Linked DNA regions of Homo sapiens: region 1 is linked to region 2. Evidence: chromatin contacts called from ENCODE Hi-C data. All regions are on one chromosome and are shown on one strand. Each heading gives the region's core, a stretch centred on a gene start or an enhancer-like site at or near the end of the contact. The rest is flanking DNA. Distances are from core to core; before and after follow the strand shown.

Region 1 (7,938 bases), core at 358-2,857, 2.6 Mb after region 2:
TTGTTGTTTACAGACAAAATCTCACTCTCTCATCCAGGAGCTCTCACTGCAGCCTTGAACTCGTGGGCTCCAGCGATCCTCCGGCCTCAGCCTCTGGAGTAGCTGGGACTACAGCAGGTGCCACCACTTCCAGCCTTCTGGCTAACTATATTTTTTTGTAGAGACAGGACGGGGGTCTCCCTGTGCTGCCCAGGCTGGCCTCCTCTGCATGTTTTTGAGAAGGTGAAGGGGAGGCTCGCTGAGTCAGGGATAGCCCTTAACCCTTCAGGACACTCAGCAAAAACTGCTTTCTGCACCTGATTCTCGTGGGGGAAGAGTGGACACAAGGATCATTTCTCACCATAGTTCAGATGAGGAAAGTGAGGCCCAGAGAAGCCCTGTAACTTGCCCACAGTCACACAGCAATTAAGGGCCCAGTCTTGCTAAGAACCCAGGTCTCTCAAACAGCAGATCCTCCACCCCAGGATCCCTGAACACAGCGGCATCGCCTCCTACCTCGGTCGGGAAGCCCACCCCCCACCCACCAGACCGAGGATTCCAAAAGGGGGCGAAGGCGGAGAGCAAAGGGGGCTGCGCCCACCCGGAGCCCCGCGGCGGCCCAGCGCGGCCCGCCCTCTCGTTGCCTTGGAGGCAGCCCCTGCGGGCACTCGCGGTCAAAGGCAGGATTTCCGTCGGGGCGGCAGCAATTCCCGGATCCAGCGGGGAGCGCGGGCCGAGACCGCCGCGGGCGCGGAGGGGGCGCCCGGAGAGGCCTGTCCCTGCCGAGGGCGGGGACTTCCCCAGGAAGCGGGGACCCACGCCTCGCGCGCCCGGCAGGAGTCCCCTGCAGCCCGGAACCTACCGCAAGGGCGGGCCGAGAGGGTCGCGGGGCCGCGGTCGCGGCCGCTAACGTTACCCTGCGGGCTGTGGGCTTCACCCCGACTTCGGCCGGCTCGGAAGAGGGGAACTTCCTGGACCCGCAATTGCACCCCAGGTTCTCCGTCCTCCAGAAGTCGTTCTCCTCAACCCCCTTCCCGCCAGCTCCCTCTCCTGTTCCCTCCAGCACCCCCACCCATTTCCCCTCTCCTGGACCCATCAGACCCGTCGGCTTCTCCCCAAAGTCCCACTCTCACGATCCCTTCAGTTTCTCCCCCAGACCGTCCTGGGGATTCCCCTTAATCCTTCTCCCCCACCTCAGCCCCCTTCCTAAACTCTTATCAGTCCCCTCCATTTTACCCACTAGACCTTTTTGGGGGTCCCTTTGGTCGGCTTCCCCCGTGCTCCCCTCCGCCCTCTCCTCCAGGTTTATCAGCCTTGCTTTTCAGGTCGCCCGTTTTCCTCCTTAGGCCTTTTCGGGCTGGGGTCCCTTTGGCTGTCACCTTGCTCATGTGTCCCCCGACCCCCAGGTTCAGGCTTCTCTTCCCGTGTACCCCCAGTCCTCTCTCCAGAGCCTCGAGGGGGAGGGCACTGCTTGACCTGCCCAGTCCCCACCCGACGCTGTCGCTTACCTGGAGCCCAATTCTGCCCGGCCCCGGGGTGAGCCAGCCGGGGCTCCAGCAGCCGCGAGTGCCGGCGTGCGGGGAGAACTGGGGTGCTGCCCGCCTCTGACCGCCGCCCCTGCTGGGCAGGGAGGAGGAAGCCGCCTCGGACTTCTCTTATTGCAGTCACGGCCGGCGGGCGGTGATGGTGGCAGGGAGACAGTCACGCCCTAGCCCCAAGCCAGCTCCCCGCAGCGAGGAGGCGCCCCCAGATCCTAGGCCCACCCGCCCCCACCTTCCTCCTCCCTGGTTTACGGGAGGTCGGCTCTGTCACCCTCCAGACCTGAGTCCCCAGCCCGGCCTTCCCAAAAGCCCCCTCCAAAAGCGCAGTTTCAGCACCCCCGAAGCACCTGCTCTTTTAGGATCATTGAATTGGAGGTTAAGAGGGGCTTTTCTCCATCACTGAGGACCAGATCGGGACTGGCCTTACTCGAGTTCTCACAGCCAGTTGACTTCAGACTGCTGTCACCAGAGCCACTGGACATGGATCACATGGACCCTGTCAGCACGCCTTCCCTTCCTCAGGGGCTGAGCACTGGGGACACAGGGCTGTTAAGGGTGGTGAGCAGCAGAAGACCCTTCCCTTAGGAAACTGCCTTTCAGAGGAGTGGGAAGGGTGTCAGCCTCCCCCAGGCACCCAAGTTTTAGAAAAACTGAGTAACTGGCTGGGGGCAGTGGCTCAGCCTGTAATCCCAGCACTTTGGGAGGTTGGGTGGGAGGATTGCTTGAGCCCAGGAATTCCAGACCAGCCTAGGCAGCATAGGGAGACACCATCTCTACCAAAAAAAATTTTTCTTAAGTTAGCTCGGTGTGGTGGTGTGCACCTGTGGTCCCAGCTACTGCAGAGGCAGAGGTGGAAGGATCCCTCGAGTCAGGCAGGTCGAGGCTGCAGTGAGCTGTGATTGAGCTACTGCACTCTACCTTGGGTGACAGAGCAAGACCCTGCCTTAAAAAAAAAAAACACAAAAAAAGAATGTGGGTTTTGTTGCAGAAAATGACTTTTTTTAAAAAAAAGAAAGAAAAGGCCGGGTGCAGCGGCTCACGCCTGTAATCCCAGCACTTTGGGAGGCCGAGGCGGGTGGATCACGATGTTAGGAGATCAAGACCGTCCTGGCTAACACAGTGAAAGCCCATCTCTACTAAAAATCAAAAAATTAGCCGGGCGTGGTGGCGGGCGCCTGTAGTCTCAGCTACTCAGGAGGCTGAGGCAGGAGAATGGTGTGAACCCGGGAGGCGGAGCTTGCAGTGAGCCGAGATGGCGCCACTGCACTCCAGCCTGGGCGACAGAGCGAGACTCCGTCTCAAGAAAAAAAAAAAAAAAAAAAAAAAGGAAGAAAAACTGAGTATCTTAGAACATGTGGAAAAAGATTTTTAAAAACAAAAAGAGAAACGGTAGCATCCTCTATCAGTTCCAGTCTCTCTGTCTGATAGGGATCCCTGACCCCTCCTCAATCTGGGGTTCAGTCCCCACTCCCACCACTGTTACTTCAGCCTTAAAGCAAGAACCCGGAATATCCCTCCTGTCCAGGAGAGGAAGAGGTGTGGTGGGGAGGGCTGTTTGGTGGAGAAGGATGTGTCTGTTGGGATGTGGTGAGAGGCAGGGAGAGTGTGCGTAAACACAGAAGTGTGTGTGTGTGTGTGTGTGTGTGAGAGAGAGAGAGAGAGAGAAAGCAATGACATGATGACTTTGCTTTTGGAATCAACAACTAGGCCATGGTGTGCAGGCAAGTGTGTTTCTTTGTATGGGCAGGGGCATGTGGGGATGTGTGTGTGCATGCGTACACATGCTCAAGTGTGGCCCAATGTGCCTGGGGTAACAGAGTGGTGGGATGGAGATAAGAATGCTTTTCTCTTAGGAAATGGGAGGAGGGATGAGGAGGAAGACAGAGGAGCCAGTGGCAGTGCAGGGTCTCTGGAAGAGTGGCTTCACCCTAGCCGGGCAGCATCACCTCCGCCATCAAATGCTCCCTGCCTGGCCATCGGCCCACATGTTCAATTAGCAAACAAGCAAACGTTTATAATTGTGTCTTAGGTGCCAGCCTTAGGGAACACAGAGATGAGAGACTGGTCCCTGCTCTTGGGGGATCCCCCCAATCTATCATGCTCGCTCTGTCATCCTTCAAGGTCTGACTCACAAGCATCTGCTCTAGAGGCCTTCCCTGATTGCTGCCTCTACCCACTCCACACCCCCAGCAGAACCTCAGCATCTTCTGCCTGGGGCACCACTGGTTCCTGGGGGATGGGTGTGTGGGATATGTTTTCCTCAAGGGCAGGGGTCTGGCTCTTGTAGATGCCTCCAGTACCCACACAAGGCCCAGCACACAGTAGCAGGCTTTCTGTGTATAGGAACACGTGAATCAACCAAAGGACAAAGGAATTAACAGATGAACAAAGGAAAGCCCAGTGAAAAACTAAATAATGGAAGGTAAGAAAGAATGAATGAAGAAATTCAAGAATTGATGACTGAATAAGCAAATGAATGGAAGAACAAAATGACAACATTGCTTCTCAGGCCGGGCTCGGTGGCTGACGCCTGTAATCCCATTGTTTTGGGAGGCTGAGGCGGGCGAATCACTTGAGGTCAGGAGATCGAGACCAGCCTGGCCAATTTGGTGAAGCCCCGCCTCTACTAAAAATACCAAAATTAGCTGGGTGTGGTGCCGGTGCCTGTAATCCCAGCTACTCAGGAGGCTGAGGCAGGAGAATCGTTTGAACCCAGGAGGCGGAGGTTGCAGTGAGCGGAGATCACGGCACTGGACTTCAGCCTGGGCGACAAAGCAAGACTCCGTCTCAAAAAAAAAAATTGCTTCTACTTTTTAAAATATGTGTTGGGCCACATTAGTCCCTTGCTTAAAATCTCCCAGTGCCTTACCTTTCATTTTGCTTGGAAAAATAAAAATACAATACATACGATACCATAATAATAAAGAATAATAAAATCCAGCAGCTTTGTCTTGTCCTCTGAGGCCCTGTGTGCTTGGCCCCTGCCTCCTCTCCAGTCCCAGCTTTAGCCATCTTTCCCTTTACCCACATTTGGATCTTTTTCAGTTCCTAGAATACACTGAATTTTTGTCTCACAGTCTTTTTACATGGTGTTCCCTCTTCCTAGGATGCTCTTCTTCTTGCTCTTCACAGTACTGCTTCCTTTTTATTCTTCAATTGAAGTGCCGTCTCCTCAGGGAAGCCTCCCCTGACTGCCACATCTAAGAAGGTCTCCTTATTCTCGGTCTCAGCATCCAGTTTGTCTCCTCTATGGCTATCACAATCTGGAATTATATATTTCTGTGTTCATTGTTTTTTGTCTCTGGACCTCTCTAAACCAGATTAGGGCTCTGACCCAATCTGAGGTCAGGAGACAGCTGGCACTTCTTAGGACGAGCAAAGTGGATTCTATGCCCTCATTCATCCTTTCAGAATAACCTTGATTAGGAACACAGACTCTGGGCCCAGGCTGCCTGGTTTGCAGACCAACTCTGACCTTGGACAAGTTATTTCACCTTTTTTTTTTTTTTTTTTTTTTAGACAGAGTCTTGCTCTGTCTCCCAGGCTGGAGTGCAGTGATGTGATCTTGGCTCACTGTAACTCCCAGGTTCAAGCGATTCTCCTGCCTCAGCCTCTTGAGTGTCTGGGATTACAGGCGTGAGCCACCACACCCAGCTAATTTTTGTATTTTTAGTAGAGACAGGGTTTCGCTCTGTTGGCCAGGCTGGTCTCAAACTCCTGACCTCAACTGATCCACCTGCCTTGGCCTCCCAAAGTGCTGGGATTATAGGTGTGGGCCACCGCGCCCTGCCCAAGTTATTTCACCTTTCTGTACCTCAGTTTCCTCATATGTAAAATGGAAATTTAGTAGACCTCACCTCACAGAAGTCTTGAGAGAAATCAGTGAGCTGTTAGAGGAGTGTTTGGCACATAGTAAATACCACATAAGTGTTCACTATCATTCATTCATTCATTCATTCATTCAATTAAACCTCAACTCTCTGACCACAGTTTCCTATCCTTTCAGCCCATGTATTCACAAGCTCCTTGAAAACAATTCTAAGTCAGGTATGGTGGCTCACACCTGTAATCCCAGAACTTTGGGAGGCTGAGACAGGAGGATCACTTGAAGCCAGGAGTTCGAGACCAGCCTGGGCAGCCCAGGAGTTCGAGGCTGCAGTGAGCCATGGTTGTACCACTGCACTCTAGGCTGGGTGACAGAGCAAGACCCTGTCTCTAAATAAATAAATAAAACAATTCTAAAAACTGATACCAAAATCAAAAATCAAAGCCCAGCAAGCCCAATGAGACCTCTCTCATCCATTTCCCAGCTAGCCATCACTCTCCTCCTCTTCTCACTCCTGCTTTCAACCAGCCTAGATTCTGCTGTCAGTCCTTATGGTCATTCGTTGCAAAGACCTGGCACTGTCCGGCCTCCCTCTCCCTCCCTCTCCCTCCAGTGTACCTGCCTGGAAAACCCAGGCCTGCAGGAATCTAACCATTACCTTCTTTTTTTTTTTTTTTTTTTTTTGAGACAGAGTTTCGCTCTTGTTGCCTAGGCTGGAGTGCAATGGCACGATCTCAGCTCACCGCAATCTCCTCCTCCCAGATTCAAGCGATTCTCCTGCCTCAGCCTCCCGAGTAGCTGGGATTACAGGCATGCGCCACCACGCCTGCCTAATTTTGTATTTTTTTTTTTTTTGAGATGGAGTCTCACTCTGTCGCCCAGGCTGGAGTGCAGTAATTTTGTATTTTTAGTAGAGACAGGGTTTCTCCATGTTGGTCAGGCTGGTCTCGAAGTCCCAACCTTAGGTGATCCACCTGCCTCGGCCTCCCAAAGTGTTGGGATTATAGGCGTGAGCCACTGCGCCCGACCTCCCTTACCTTCTAAATGTGGAGGAGAAAACTGCTTGCTATGCAGACAGGGTCGCAACTCCCAGCCTCAATAGGACACTAACCAGGCCCAGCAATCCTCTGGTGCATTTCTCACTAAGCAGGCCCTATCACTCTGCCCAGATGAGCAGCTCACACTTTTTCTTTTGTCTTCCAACATCCTACCCCTTCTCCTCCTTCCCCACCTGAATTCTAAATCCTCTCACCTTCTGGGGATGTTACACCTCTGTAACTCCATCTCTCGTACCATCCAGCTTTTCCTTCCACAGAGTTATCCTCTTAGCATACAAACACATTCTAGAATCTCTTGTTTAAAAAGAAAAAACAAAACCCTTTCCTTAGAGAATTAAGCATTTATCCTGCCTTTTTAAGGAGAAACTGTGGTTCATTTCTAGTTGAAGATCCTCTTTGTAGAAAAATGCCAGCTAAAGCTGGGTGTGGTGGCTCATGCCTGTAATCCCAGCACTCTGGGAGGCTGAGGCGGGTGGATCACCTGAAGTCAGGAGTTCAAGATCAGCCTGGCCAACATGGTGAAACCCTGTCTCTACTAAAAATACAAAAAATTAGCCGGGAATGGTGGCAGGTGCCTGTAATCCCAGCTACTCCAGAGGCTGAGGCAGAAGAATTGCTTGAATCTGGGAGGCAGAGGTTGCAGTGAGCCGAGATTGAGGAACTGCACTCCAGTCTGGGCAACAAGAGCAAAACTCCATCTCAAAAAAAAAAAAAAAAAACCGGGCGTGGTGGTTTATGCCTGTAATCCCTGCACTTTGGGAGGTTGCGGTGGGCAGATCAACCAGAAGTCAGGAGTTCGAGACCAGCCTGGCCAACATGGCGAAACCACGTCTCTACTAAAAGTACAAAAATTAGCCAGGTGTGGTGGTGGGCGCCCATAATCCCAGCTACTCAGGAGGCTGAGGTAGGAGAATCACTTGAACCTGGAAGGCAGAGGTTGCTGTGAGTCGAGATTGTACCACTGCACTCCAGCCTGGGCAACAAGAACAAAACTCTGTCTCATAAAGAAAAAGAAAACAAGAAAAATGCCAGCTAGATGTGAGCACACAGCAAGATGGTGGCTGCCTACAGGACAAGAGAAGAGGCCTCAAAATAAAACCTACCTTGCCAGCACCTTGATCTTGGACTTCCCAGGCTCCAGAACTATAAGAAAAAGAAAGAAAGAAAGAAAATGCCCACTAATAAATATAGAGGGAATGTGAGAACTGGAAAAACTCCATTTAAAAAATTTTTATTTTTATTTTTTGAGATGGAGTCTCACTCTTTCACCCAGGCTGGAGCGCAGTGGTGCGATCTTAGCTAACTGCAACCTCCACGCCCCTCCCCCAACCCCAGGTTTAAGTGATTCTCATGCTTCAGCCTCCTAAGTAGCTGGGACTACAGGTGCCCGCCACTATGCCTGGCTAATTTTTGTATTTTTAGTAGAGATGGGTTTCACCATGTTGGCCAGGTTAGTCTCATACTGCTGGTCTCAAGTGATCCACCTGCCTCAGCCTCCCAAAGGGCTGGGATTGCAGGCATGAGCCACCGTGCC
Region 2 (7,255 bases), core at 719-3,218:
GGCCATCTGGAGATGTGGCACCTCCCCACTGTGTGGCCCTGGATACATCCCTCTGCTTGACCTCAGCTCCCGCCTCTAAATGAATGGATGACATCGAGAGACTTCCTGACTCAGAGCTGGTGACCTAGAAACTGTGAGGTACTCCTGGGGGTGTGGGCTTCAGGTTGTTCCCAGCTCTCACAGCCCTGGGCTAAATCCTCTCCACTCTCTTCCCAGCCTCAACCTCACAGTCCAGTGGTTAGGAACAGCCCCTGGGGCCGCATCCTAGCCAAGGGGCCTCGTAAGTTTCCTAGCCTCTTGGAGCCTTGTAAGTTTCCTAGCCTCTAGGAGCCTCAGTCTGCTGTCTGTAGGGTGGGGACTGTGGGTGTTGGGAACTCAGCGCAGGCCACGCGTGGGATGCTGTCAGAGCCAAGCCCAGCATAAGCAAAGGGTCAGGAAGTCAGAGCCAAGCACACTGGCCTTCCACAGGGCTCCTGGGCTTCGCTCAGCTCCAGTGGAGATTGAAAATACTGTAATTCCTTTTTCTTCCCTTTCTCATTGGGGACACTGAGGCCTAGAGAGGTCAAGCCCCGTGCCAACAGAGTGGGGGAAAGCAGAGCCTCATGTCCCTCTTCTCACCCCACCCCTAGCCTCCTTTGAGCTCCATGAGCCACCAGAACTCATCATAGCCCCAGGCAGGTCGCCACCCTTCCCTGAGCCTCTGTTTCAGCTTCTGTAAGAGGAGGGAGCAGGACCAGTGGGATATCTCCTGAGGACACCTCACTGCTACTGAAGAGGACAGGAGCATGCTGGGGTAGGAGGTCAGGTCTGCATGGCAGGCCTTCAGAAACCTCTGGAATGTGGGTTTGAAAGTTTGGGGGCTGCTCTTGCTACAAAGGTTCCCTGTTCTCCCCTCCTTTCTTTCCATGACATTTCACCAACTGTTTCTTCCCTTAATCCAAACCATCGTTTTTCCAGGGTGAAATTTAAATCAAAGCCACATGGCTCCCCCAACACACGTGTCCTTGCCAAATGGAAGCGTGTTCTGGGGAAACAGTAATGACCCTGCCGAAGGGGATTCTGACCTCTCCATGGGGCCCGCCAGGCAAGTGCTATGTGGCATTGAGAAGACCTGGGGGCTTCAAGTTGGCCCAACTGGGGTAGGCTTGGAGGTTTCCAGGCCCAAACATGGCTCCGCCAGGAGCAGAGGGTGAGCCTGAGTTCCTCCACAAGGAGGCCAGGAGGCCTTTTCCAGAGCCAGGAGCCTTCATCCTATGAGCCATGGATATGGGAGGTGCCTGAACCCCTGGGGTCCATCTGGGGAAGGGGTTTACACGGTCCTCCCAGTGAGGCTCAGTCATTGATATGACTTGAAGCATGGTGGTGGTGTGGCTGTATGAGAAAGAGACCTGGATTTGGAGTCTTGTTTGTGTCTGATTCTCACTCACTTGCTGTGTGACCTCGAACAAGTTCCTTAACTTCTCTGAGCTTCAGTTTCCTCATTGGTAAAATGGGGCTTCAGCTAGAAGCTCTCTCAGTGGTAACCATGATGCAGGCGAAGGGCCAGGGCCCAGGAGCTGGCGCACAGTGGAGCTCACAAAAGCAGCTGGGGGAACTGTGCAGAAGTGAAGCGGGGGCCTCAGAAAGGAAGGAGGGAGACGCCAGGCCTGGCATTGCAAGAGGGGCTGAAAGCAGTGGTGGGAGAGAGGGCAGACAGGGAAATCTGGGCACTGTGTGCAGCCCCCAGATATGAGAGGAAGCCCCTGAGTGGAGAGTCATGAGACTTTGGAAGGGGCAGAAGGCTTTACTGAGGGGAGGGGCATCCAGGGAGGAGGGGCCTGGAAGTCCCCAGGGGCCACTCTGCAGGGGCTTCCCTGGGCCTGGTCTCTGTTTTACATAGTCTGGCACTCCCAGGCGGGCTCACAACTTGGAGTCCTGGTTGGGGAGAGGGAGTCAGGAGAGCAGGAGGCAACCTCCCATACCCGCCATACACCAATAATCAGACACCCTCACTCCGGACCAAGCCTGGACACCTGTGGGGTGAGCACACTCATAGCTATAGGCCCACAGACTGAGAAGTACATGCAAATGGCCACATGCCAGACCCATATGCAAAACACAGACCCAGACAGGCCATGCACAGACCCACATTTCCACACCGGGGCCAGACCCGCATGCAGGAGTGTGCAGGCATGTGGATGCGTGCACACACACTCCCGCACATACATGCCTGCACACACACACACCTGCACACATACACATGCCTGCACACACACACACCCCTGCACACATGCATACATGCCCACACACACACACCTACATGCCTGTGCACACACACACCTGCACACACGCATACATGCCTGGACACACACGTACATGCCCGGACACACACATGCCTGCACACACACCTGCGCGCACACACACCTGCACACACACATACATGCCTGCACACGCACACATACATGCCTGCACACACACATTCACATACATGCCCACACACACATGCACACACATACCTACCTGCATACACACACCTACACACACATACATGCCTGCACACACACATTCACATACATGCCTACACACATGCATACACACATACATTCTTGCATGCACACATCTGCACACACATACATACCTGCACACACATATTCACATACATGCCTACACACACGTGCACACACATACATGCCTGCACATACACATGCACATGCATGCCTACACACATGGGTGCACACAAACGTGAGCACACACATGTGCTGAACAAGGCCCCAGGAAGCCTCCAGCACAGGCCAAGAGAACGGCTCCCTCTACACTCGTTTATTCACTCCACAAACCAACTGAGCACCTACCAATGTCAGGCACAACCCCTGCCCCTGGAACTCACACTCTAGTGAGAAAAATGTCAATCACGCCTATCGAAATAATGACTATTCCTCACACATTCACGAGATTTTGCTCATTTAACCCTCAAAGCAGCCCTCTGGAGTCGGGGGGTCTCTGCTGCACAGATGAGAAAATGGGGTTCTGAGAGGCGTGGCACCATGCCCTGCTCGAAGCTCCAGAGCCGGCGATTGGCAGCCCCACTCAGATGGGTCTGGGGAGGGCTCTCTACTTCCTCTCGGTGACTTCTGTCTCCCCTGCCCTCTGCAAAAGCGGAGGCTGTGGGGATGTGGCCCCTGGCGCTAGGAGCAGGCCTGCTGAGGGGCCTGGCTGCTCCCTCTAGCCCCACTGTGGCCCTGGACAAGCCTTTCTCTTCCCACCCCTGCTGCCCATTGCACAGAAGCAGACATGGAGTCTGAGAGGACAGTGGCCTCGTGAGGTGGCCGAGCTGGGCACTGCGTTAGAGACAGGGAGGGGGCAGCTTCTGCCACCCACATCCCCAGATCAGTCGGTCCATGAGTCCTCACTGAGCCTGGTCCTGGCTGGATGCTCTGCCAGGCACACAGGGACAGCCCAGCCCAGGGCCTCCATGTTGCTTCCCACGCTACCAGGCCCGGGAGCACCAAACTCCTCGAGTACCAGGAAGCGAGCCCGCACACACCTTAGCTGCAGGTCCTAGCACCCCCGCCTTTCCCAGCCTCATACTCTCTGGACAGACAAGAGACTCCCCCTCACCCCAGGACCTACAGCCTACGGAGGCCTGGAGCCACCCAGCCTGGGCCGCAGGGACCTCAGGGAGGGTGCAGACGGGGGACGGAGGGCACAGGCCAGGGCCCTAACACCAGGCAGAGCCGTCCACAGTGGGATCGCCCACCTCGTTGGCTGCCTGGAGCATGGCCACCCTGTCCTGCATGTGAACTCGGGAGTGGGGAGAGCAGAGAGAGGCGGGGGCCGTCATTCAGCCTCTTGGAACTATTCTTGTCAGTGCCTCGTTCCTGGAAGCCTCTTTGGGCTGGGCCCTGTGTACAGGCAGAGGTTGGTGTGGGAGGGGAAGGCTGGGGTGTGTGTCTCTCACTGGAAGCCCTTGGAAAACCCCTCCCCTCCTTCGGGGCAGCCCCTGCCCTCAATTTGCTTACAGTCTGTTCCAAGCTTCTCAATCCATCAGATCAACTAGAGGAACTTTATAAAATGCAGGTTCCTGGGCTCCTTCCCAGTCTGCTGAATCCTAATCTCAGGGCTGGAGCCCTGGAATCTGTATTTTTTCAAAGCCTCGAGACCTGGATGAGAAGGCAGCACTGAGATCCCCTGGCCCAGGTTCTGGCGACTGCTCATGATTATTTTTTGGACCCCGTCGGTGGGATGCTGTCTTATTTAATCCCATGTCCCTGCAAAGGATCCAGTAGATGCCAAATGAATGTTTGCTGGCAGTACTGGTGGGTTGGGCAGGGTATGGACTCACCTAGAGGTATGCCTGGACCTCCCCCGGCCTGCTGTGTGACCTTGGACAAATCACTGCCCTCTCTGGGCCTTGGCTTAGAGGGTCTCCAAAGGCAGATATTTAGTGAGCCACTGATGGTCACCAAGGGCTGCCCGAACATCCAGGAGGTGATCTTACTCCCAGCGTGGGAGGGAACCAGACTGGCCTCCAAGGCATCTCTGGGATTCCCTTAGTTTGCCTTCTGAAAAATGGGCCCGGGCCATGGAGGCATCCTGAACTGCACTGCTCTCGCATGGACAACAGAGAGGGCATTCTTCCACACCTAAGGGAAAGAATATTTACCAACCCCTGGGGCCGCCCCTGAACCCTGGCCTAGGCCTGAGGGCTGAGCTGAGGGGTTATGAGGACCCCTGGCCTCTCCCTTGCCCCTCCCCCTCCTACCCCACCCCCACCCCCTGCTGTGGGCGAGGAGCAGGTGCCTGGCTTCCACTTCTTAGAATCCCTGTGAGGCCCTGGGGTGGGGGTGAGCTCATTTACGGGAAGGGGGGGATGGGGGGCTCTCTTCTCACCCGGCCCTGCTGGAGGCGGGGGGGGACAGCAAGTGCGTAAGCAGCCCCAGCTCCCGGCCTGCCTCCGGAAATGCCGCCCAGGGCTCAGTCACGAACCTAGCCAGGCAGGGGGGCACAGCCAGAGCACTCAGGGGTGTCAGGTGACCTGCGAGGAAGCTTGGCTGGGGGCCTAGAGGCTGCACCGGGGTGCACAGTGAGGTCAACTTCCCCCTTCCTGGGCCTGCACCCTGACACAGGGGTGTGCACCCCACGGCCCAGCTGGATGTGTCTCCTGCTGTCTGCCTATCTGTCTGCTGTGCCCTGGCCCACCGTGGGCTCTGGGCCTCTGCTGGGCTCCCCTGGCACCCATGGGGCCTGAGTTCTCATCAACAACCTGCTTCAAGGGGTGCGTGTCAGGGTCCTGGGGTATGGGGGAGACCCCAGCCAGGTCCTGGTGCGGACAGCCCTGCTTCCCTACCCCCTCTCCCCTTCCCTCCCTCCTCCACTTCTCTCTGCAGCTATTTAAAGCAAGTGGTGGCGTGGGAAACTTCTTCAGATGTGTGGTTTCATCTTCTTCAGCACAGGGACGGGGCGTCTGCTCGCTCTGGTGACTCATCCAGAGTGAGAAAAGCCTTTTTGTTGTTTGATGCTCGCTGGAGGCTCTGTAGCCTGAGAACCTGGCCCGATGGGGCCTTCCCTGCTGAGACTCCTGGGAGGCCTTGGGAGTGCCCAGGGCAGCCCTTTTGTTCCATCCCCAGACCCAGGGAGCCCGGGACCAGTGGAGCCCCTGAAGCTGAAATACTCTGCTTAGAGTGAGCCTTCCTGACTGGTGGGTGGGGCAGGGGTGGCCATTCTCAACACCCAGCTCAGCCACCACCTCCTCCAAGAAGCCTCCCTGATTCCTCCAAAACCTCAGTCGATCTCCACCTTATTCAGTCCTCTAACCCTCAGTCTTCTTATCTATGAAATGGAGCAGTGGGTCCAAGCTTCACAGATCTGTGTGAAGATAAACTGCGGAACACACACAGATGCTCAGTAGGTGAGATTCGTGGTAAGATTTATTGAGCATTTATTGTGTGCTAAGTGCTTTACATGAATGGTCCCATTGAATCCCAACAGCTTTGCGAAGTGTTGTTGGGATTCAGCAGGACCATTCGTGTAAAGTAATATTCCCATTTTACAGATGAAGAAACTGAAGGATGGGGAGGGGGTCAAGTAATTTATACATTGTCTCATAGTTAGTAAGCAGCAAAGTGAGATTCAAACCTAGGCCATGTGATGCCAGAGCCCCAGCCTTTAGCCACTGTGCCAACCTGTCCCTGGCAAACGTAACTAATAAGGATTTGGACTCAAGGCTATAAAGGGCATGCCCCTTCTGTTCAGAGGCTTTGCACATGCTCTTCCCCTGCCTGAAGCACTGACCCTTCCCCAATTGCCTGACTATATCCTCCCCAAGGCTCAGAGATGGGCTGGAAGGTCACTTCCTCCAGGAACTTTCCAGGATTGTCTCTGTCAGGTACCCTGGTGACGCACAGCGAGTCTCTGTGTACTCACTACCACGGCAGCTAAATCACTGTTTCCGCCTGTGTCCTCACCCAGACTGTGAGTGTCCCCAGGGTAGAGATGGGTCTGGCCTCCCATTGCCCCATCCCCACGGCAAGCACAGTCTCTGGCACACAGTAGGTCCCCAAGGTTTGTGGACTGAATAAGTACCACCAAGGTGGCCAGAGGCTGGGAGAAGCCTGGAGCACCAATGGCCATGAAAATTTTCCAGAAGCTTCTCTGTCATTATACAGAAATCCCTTTGATGCCCCCTGGAGAACACAGGCCTTGAAACTGCTGCCTGATGAGGGTTTGGGGGAGACAGGCGGTCTCAGAGTAGCCTACTCTCCCAGGGCAGCTGTGCCACGGGCTATTGGAGATCCCGGGCTATTTGTGATGGCCTTGGAGCATTATGGGAGCAGGGAGGAAGGTCCCCTGTCCTGCTGCCACTCTCTGCTACCCTGAAGTCCCGTAAGAAAGGACCACTCAGCTCCATCCTTGGGAGTCGAAAGATCACCAGGGCCAGAGAGAGGTTCTGGGAAGAGGTGGGCACAGAGAGTCTTGGGGGTCCAGGGTCTTGGAGGAGCTGGGGTCCCTTGAGTGATGGACTTCAAAGTGAGGCTGGGCTGCCCCCATTGAAGGAACAGCAGCCGCCATCTAGAGATGTCCAGTGAGTGCCTCGAGCACTGCCATTGATGCAGACAGCTGTGGCCTCAGACCTGGATCCTGGCAGCAGAGGCCATCAGTGGACCACAGCGTGCTTCCCAGTGGCCATGCCAGGGTGGGTGGGGAGCAGCTTATCTGACCACAGACCAGCCATGCCAGCAAAGGCGCTGCCGTTTCTGCCCACATAAGGGCTACAGTG

The links. Hi-C counts contacts between places; a loop is a spot of excess contacts on that map. Pooled maps may share reads with other maps.
Region 1: a loop to region 2 is called in a pooled map, with 32 times the contacts of the local background. The contact joins the promoter of FGR here to the enhancer-like site in region 2. A Hi-C loop is called at or near these places in 2 of 37 single-sample maps with no recorded cell type and 5 of 50 pooled maps.

What each region holds. Positions count from the first base shown.
Region 1 is chr1:27,633,578-27,641,515 of GRCh38, forward strand. FGR (FGR proto-oncogene, Src family tyrosine kinase) reads right to left here and starts at 1,608. Exons shown (of 13, transcript NM_005248.3): 1 at 1,488-1,608. RefSeq lists a silencer at 684-733 and an enhancer at 3,732-3,791.
Region 2 is chr1:25,017,572-25,024,826 of GRCh38, forward strand. It overlaps MIR4425 (microRNA 4425), which reads left to right and starts at 5,932; the gene lies at 5,932-6,015. RefSeq lists enhancers at 1,452-1,561, 1,652-1,721, 1,762-1,921, 1,879-2,775, 3,034-3,562 and 4 more. Within about 2 kb of position 1,969, at least 3 of the 41 ENCODE cell types and tissues checked have a DNase peak (open chromatin) inside an H3K27ac peak, as active enhancers do.